Regions from separate parts of the Homo sapiens genome. Here region 1 is linked to region 2. A link is an interaction called in ENCODE POLR2A ChIA-PET data of the cell type or tissue named here. Cell type or tissue: Panc1. All regions are shown on one strand. Each heading gives the region's core, and the rest is flanking DNA. Links, peaks and the distances in the headings are about the cores only.

Region 1 (2,828 bases), core at 4-2,503, 130 kb before region 2:
TGACGGGAGGAGGCTGCCCCTCCGGGCCGCACTGTGGCACCAGGGCGCACCGGTTAGGGGCGCAGACAATGGGCAGCGAGCGGGGCTGTGGTTCCCGCCCGTCTGAGCCGAGAGCTGACGGGTTGGCCGTCGGGGCTCACCCCCGCCCCCTGCCCGGTGGCCCCCGCCTCCGGGCCTGCACTGGCCGCGGACCCCTCCCCTTGGGACACCCTCCCACGCGCGCCCGCCTCACTCAGCTGAGCGTCCGGAGCCCGTCGAGGACTAGCATCCGCCAGGGGGCGCGGCGAGAGTGTGCTGCGGGGAGAGCCCGCCAGGGGCCCAGCCCGCCTCGCCGCCCGCGGTGGGGTTGTCCCCTCGACGTCACCCCGGGCCCCTCCGACGTCCCCTCTCTCCCCCATCCTGAGTGTCGGAAGGAAAGCTGTGGTTCTGGGCAGCGACTCCGGGGAGATGCTTAACCGCCCAGGAACCCCCGATGGCTGGACAGAGAAGGAAAAAGGGGAGACGGGGGCGTGAGTGCGGCTGTGGTCAGGGAAATCCCGGGGATGAGTTGTGGGGGTGAGCTAACCAAAAGGAGCCTAGCGGTGGAGAGAAACCTAAAGCAACAGGCAGTTTGCTCATGTGCGCCAGAAGAAGCGCACAAGTGGCTGTGTGTGTGTGTGTGTGTGTGTGTGTGTGTGAAGTGGAACAACGTGAATATGGGTGGGAGTGAGAATGTGCTGTGTTCTGAGGGTGCATCCTCCTGTGTGTTGGTACGTGCAGAAACTCCTTGTTCTGACGAAGGATGTTAGGAAACTTTCCAAAGAATTTTGGAATTTAGCTCAAGTCAGAAAAGGTCATGGAGTCACCTTGTCACAGTCACCGCCTGGGGCAGTGTGTCAGGAAGGAGGTGGCAACTGTCGACAGGAGACTCAGAAGCATGATTGAGGGATGCAGAGTGTCTGGACTGTGTGTGGAGTGGGTGGATGAGCATGTGCATGGGAAGATTAAATATGTGTGTATGCGTCATTCTGTTGCCCTTTGTACCTCGTGGCATCCTATGGCGTGTCACACTGTGGTATGTGTCAACCAGTGCATGTCATTGGGGGAGAGAGCCGAGCCTACAACCAAGATGGTATTGAGGTGAACCCAGCCTGGAGTGGCTAAGTCTCTGAGGCCTAGGCTCAGAAAGGATGGGAAATGGTGCGGATGTCCACTGTATGTATGGTGATGGAGAGGACTGGGAAGACAAGGGTTGCTGGCTACATTGAACCTAGATGAGGAAACTTGTGCCTCCATGTGTTTGCTTCTCTTTGGATGTTTCTGCCAAGTTTCTGTCTTTCCCTAAAGCTCTAGTTCCCACCACACTGGGATACCCAGAGTGCCTGTGACCATCTCATCCATTGTACACTTTTCTCTTCTCTCCCAGGGACTCCTACTCAGCTTCAAGGCCATTTAGGCCTCCTATTGAAGAAGTGACAGGCTGGGCGCGGTGGCTCATGCCTATAATCCCCGCACTTTGGGAGGCCGAGGCAGGTGGATCATGAGGTCAGGAGATCGAGACCATCCTGGCCAACATAGTGGAATCCCATCTCTAATAAAAATACAAAAATTAGCTGAGTGTGGTGGCGCACACCTGTAGTCCCAGCTACTCAGGAGGCTGAGGCAGGAGAATGGCTTGAACCCGGGAGGTGGAGATTGCAGTGAGCCGAGATCACGCCATTGCACTCCAGTCTGGGCTACAGAGCAAGACTTCATCTGAAAAAAAAAAAAAAAGTGGCTGCTTTTCCCTATATGGGGAATAGGGGGCACTGCCAGCCTGGTTATCATGCCCCACCACCACACACATGGCCCCTGGAAGGAGGGAAGATCTCTTCTCTCTCCCCATTTTGCAGAATTAAAAATAGATCAGGCACTTGTCCAAGGTCCACGTCTAATAAATGAATCAATGGTAGAGCCAGATTAAAACCCAGACCAATTTGACTCAAAGCCCATGCTCTTTCGACCTTACCAGCTGCTTGCCAGTGTGCAGCAATTACAGGCTGGGAACCCTTCTCAAAATTGATGGGTAAAAATAATTTTTTGGGCCTTTCTGCCTCCCTTTTGAGTTCTAGCTCTCATTTTTTTCATCTCCCTTGTCTTTTAGGATGCCTTCTGACTGAGAAATTTCCCCAGGCCTGAACCTAAAGTCTCAAGTCCCAGAAATGACTAGGATTCCCTTCTAAGGCAGGGAAATCACTCTAAGGAATAAATGCCAGGTAAGTTTCATTAATATTCCCGGGCACTTGTGTTTTAAATGAGATGCATATTAACCCAAATGAAGCCTGATGGAAGTTATTTTAGAAAGAAATGTCCTTCTTTCCCTTTTTTCTTCCCTTTTGCCCAGCCTAGTATATCTGGCCCTTCCAAGGATCCACCCCAGAGGGAAAAGGTGTAGTGGTCCAGCACCCTCCGTAGATCCAAAAGCCAGTAGTCCCTGCAGAGAGCACCCAGCATAGATAGCTCAAGTAAATGGACAATGTATCACGGGGAGCCTGTCCTTTATCCCTTATGAGTTTCTTCCCACTGGGGCCTGGGTCACATCTTTTGGCCTGGTGGATTGATACAACACCGTGAGGGTGGGAGGCTGGCTGGAAAATATGGAAGCCCTGTCTTTGACGACTGTTGTCAAGCAGAGGTGGGAAGAGAGGAAAGGAGCCACTGTGCTTTGTTCCAACATTCCACACACCAGGAGTAGGGGGCAAGAGGGTAAGGCCCCTAGATCTGGGTCACACTGTTTATGACCTGGCTGACATTTCTTTTTCAAAATATGAAATGCTTCACAAATTTGCATGTCATCCTTGTGCAGGGGC
Region 2 (2,918 bases), core at 264-2,763:
ATATACTCTGACGCTGCCTACTTCTTTCCATCTCCATCGCCACGTTCCTAGAACAAGCCACTGCCATCTCTTGCCTAGAGTACCATAATAGCACTCTCAGTGGTTGTGTTTTCACTCTGTCTCTCTGCTATATATTTTCTTGCAAGTCACCAAAGTATTAGATTGCTTCCTGTTTAAAGCTCTTCTAAGATCCCCATTGCAGTTAAAATCCAAGTTAACTCTACTCTGACCTGTAACACATTTTCATTATCTGACTCCTGCCCAGCTCACTGAACTCATCCTGAATCAGTATTCCTCCTGCATTAGTGCTTCCCAGGGTCAAGAAGTCTTTCCACCTCAGCCTGGGCTCAGGTGATCCTCCCCAGGCAGGAGCGAAGGGGCATGGGCCCCATAGGTAGTATTGGCTCCTGGGGGCACAAGCCGTGTTCCTGGACGATATTTTCCTCCCAGGCCTCTGCCTATGAGCTCTTGAGCACTTTTGAGCTCAGGCATTCCACCCACCCTAGCCTCCCAAAGTGCTAGGATTACAAGTGTGAACCACCACACCTGGCTGATTTTTTTTTTTTTTTCTCTCGAGACAGAGGGAGTCTTGCTCTGTCACCCAGGCTAGTGCAGTGGCACTATCTCGGCTCACAACAACCCGCACCTCCTGGGTTCAAGCAGTTCTGCCTCAGCCTTCCGAGTATCTGGGATTACAGATGCCTGACATCACGCCTGGCTAATTTTTGTATTTTTAGTAGAGACGGGGTTTCACCCTGTTGGCCAGGCTGGTCTCGAACTCCTGACCTCATGATCTGCCTATCTCAGCCTCCCAAAGTGCTGGGATTACAGGCGTGAGCCACTGCTCCTGGCCTCCGGCTGATTTTTAACTGTTTATAAATGTAAAATTTTATTGTTCAAAATAGACGGGAAGTCTTGCTATATTACCCTGGCTGGTCTCGAACTCCTGGGCTTAAGTGATCCTCCCGCCTTGGCCTCCCAAGGTGCTGGTACTACAGGCATGAGCCACCAGGCCTGGCCAAACAAATATGTTTTTAACTGACAAACGTGTAGTTGGGCTCACACCTGTAATACCAGCACTTTGGGAGGCTGAGGCCGAAGGATCCCTTGAGCCCAGGAGTTCAAGACTAGCCTGGGCAACAAATTGAGACCTTGTCTCTAATAAAAATTTTAAGAATTAGTTGGGGCCGGGCATGGTGGCTCATGCTTGTTATCCCAGCACTTTGGGCACTCAGGGCGGATCACCTGAGGTCAGGAGTTTGAGACCAGCCTGGCCAACATGGTGAAACCCCGCCTCTACTAAAAATACAAAAATTAGCCAGGCGTGGTGTGGCACGCGCCTGTAATCCCAACTACTCAGGAGGCTGAGGCAGGAGAATCACTTGAACCTGGGAGGTGGAGGTTGTAGTGAGCCAAGATCATGCCATTGCACTCCAGCCTGGGCGACAGAGCAAGACTCCATCTCAAAAAAAAAAAAAAAAAATTAGTCAGGTGTGGTGGCATGCGCCTATAGTCCCAGCTACTTGGGAGGCCTAGGCAGGAGGATCGCTTGAGCCTGGGAAGTCAAGGCTGCAGTGTGCCGTGATTGTGCCACTGCCCTCCATCTTGCGTGAGAGGGTGAGACCCTGTCTCAACAACAACAACAACAAAACAAACCTGACAAACATGCTAAGCTAGTTCACATTTCTTGTATCTAACAAGGGTTTTTTACCCTGATCTTTTCATGGCCCTCTTTCCCATCATTCAAGTCTCAGCTTAAATGTCAACTAAAACTTCTTCCCTGAGCCATCTATCTCTTGTTATACCCCTACCCATCATATCACTGTTTTATTTTCTTCATTAGCATTCATTACTATTTAAAATCCTTTCCGCTACACTAGAATTTAAGCTTTATGAAGTAGGAGACTTTGTTTTCTTTTTTTTTTTGTTTTTTGTTTTGTTTTGTTTTTGAGACGGAGTCTCACTCTGTCACCCAGGCTGGAGTGCAGTGGCATGATCTCGGCTCACTGCAAGCTCTGCCTCCCGGGTTCACGCCATTCTCCTGCCTCAGCCTCCCGAGTAGGTGGGACTACAGGCGCCCACCACCACGCCCGGCTAATTTTTTTGTATTTTTAGTGGAGACGGGGTTTCACCCTGTTAGCCAGGATGGTCTTGATCTCCTGACCTCTTGATCTGCCCGCCTCAGCCTCCCAAAGTGCTGGGATTATAGGCGTGAGCCACCACGCCCAGCATGAGACTTTGTTTTCTTTACTGCTTTGTCTCCGTTACCTACAACAATTTCTGGCACCTTGTAGGTGCTCGGTGAATATTTGTTGAAAGAATGAATGAAATCCAGGATGCTGTACAGAGAAAATAGCCTTCCTTTGGGATTGTTTTCTTAGGGCTGTAAGTGTTTTTTTTATTTTTTATTTTTTGGTGTGTGACAGGGTTTTGCCCTGTCACCCAGACTGGGGTGCAGTGGCACAATCTCGGCTTACTGCAGCCTCTGCCTCCCGGGCTCAAGCAGTCCTTCCACCTCAGCCTCCTGGGTAGCGTGTACCACCATGCGTGGCTAATTTTTTATATTTTTAGTAGAGATGGGTTTTTGCCATATTGCCCAGGTTGGTCTCGAACTCCTGGACAAGCGATCCACCCACCTCAGCCTCCCAAAGTGCTGAGATTACAGGCATGAGCCACCACACCCAGTCAAGACATAGGTATTTCTTTCTTTTTTTTTTTTTTTGAAACGGATCACGCTCTGCTGCCAGGCTGGAGTGCAGTGGTATGATCTTGGCTCACTGCAACCTCCGCCTCCTGGGTTCAAGTGATTCTCCTGCGTCAGCCTCCTGAGTAGCTGGGACTACAGGCACGTGCCACCATGCCTGGCTAATTTTTGTATTTTTAGTAGAGATGGGGTTTCACCGTGTTGGCCAGGATGG

Evidence for each region. ChIA-PET counts read pairs that join two places held together with the same protein. Peaks named below come from ENCODE experiments on the same cell type or tissue, not always from the same donor. Only the 100,000 strongest peaks of a DNase experiment are listed, where the experiment ranks them.
Region 1: POLR2A ChIA-PET joins it to region 2 with 5 read pairs; 19 of 35 experiments call an interaction of 5 or more read pairs at or near these places.

Annotation. Positions count from the first base shown.
Region 1 is chr12:48,975,598-48,978,425 of GRCh38, reverse strand. WNT1 (Wnt family member 1) reads right to left here and starts at 104. Exons shown (of 4, transcript NM_005430.4): 1 at 1-104. It also overlaps the pseudogene RNU6-940P. RefSeq lists a silencer at 50-419. In Panc1, for the core only: CTCF peaks have their summits at 272 (motif pointing right), 1,592 and 1,800; no DNase peak of the experiment used is centred there; H3K4me3 peaks cover 278 bases.
Region 2 is chr12:48,847,317-48,850,234 of GRCh38, reverse strand. The region is part of intron 1 of DDX23 (DEAD-box helicase 23); the gene reads left to right. Among named protein-coding and RNA genes, the nearest start is that of DDX23, 3.4 kb to the left of the region's middle. In Panc1, for the core only: no CTCF peak of the experiment used is centred there; no DNase peak of the experiment used is centred there.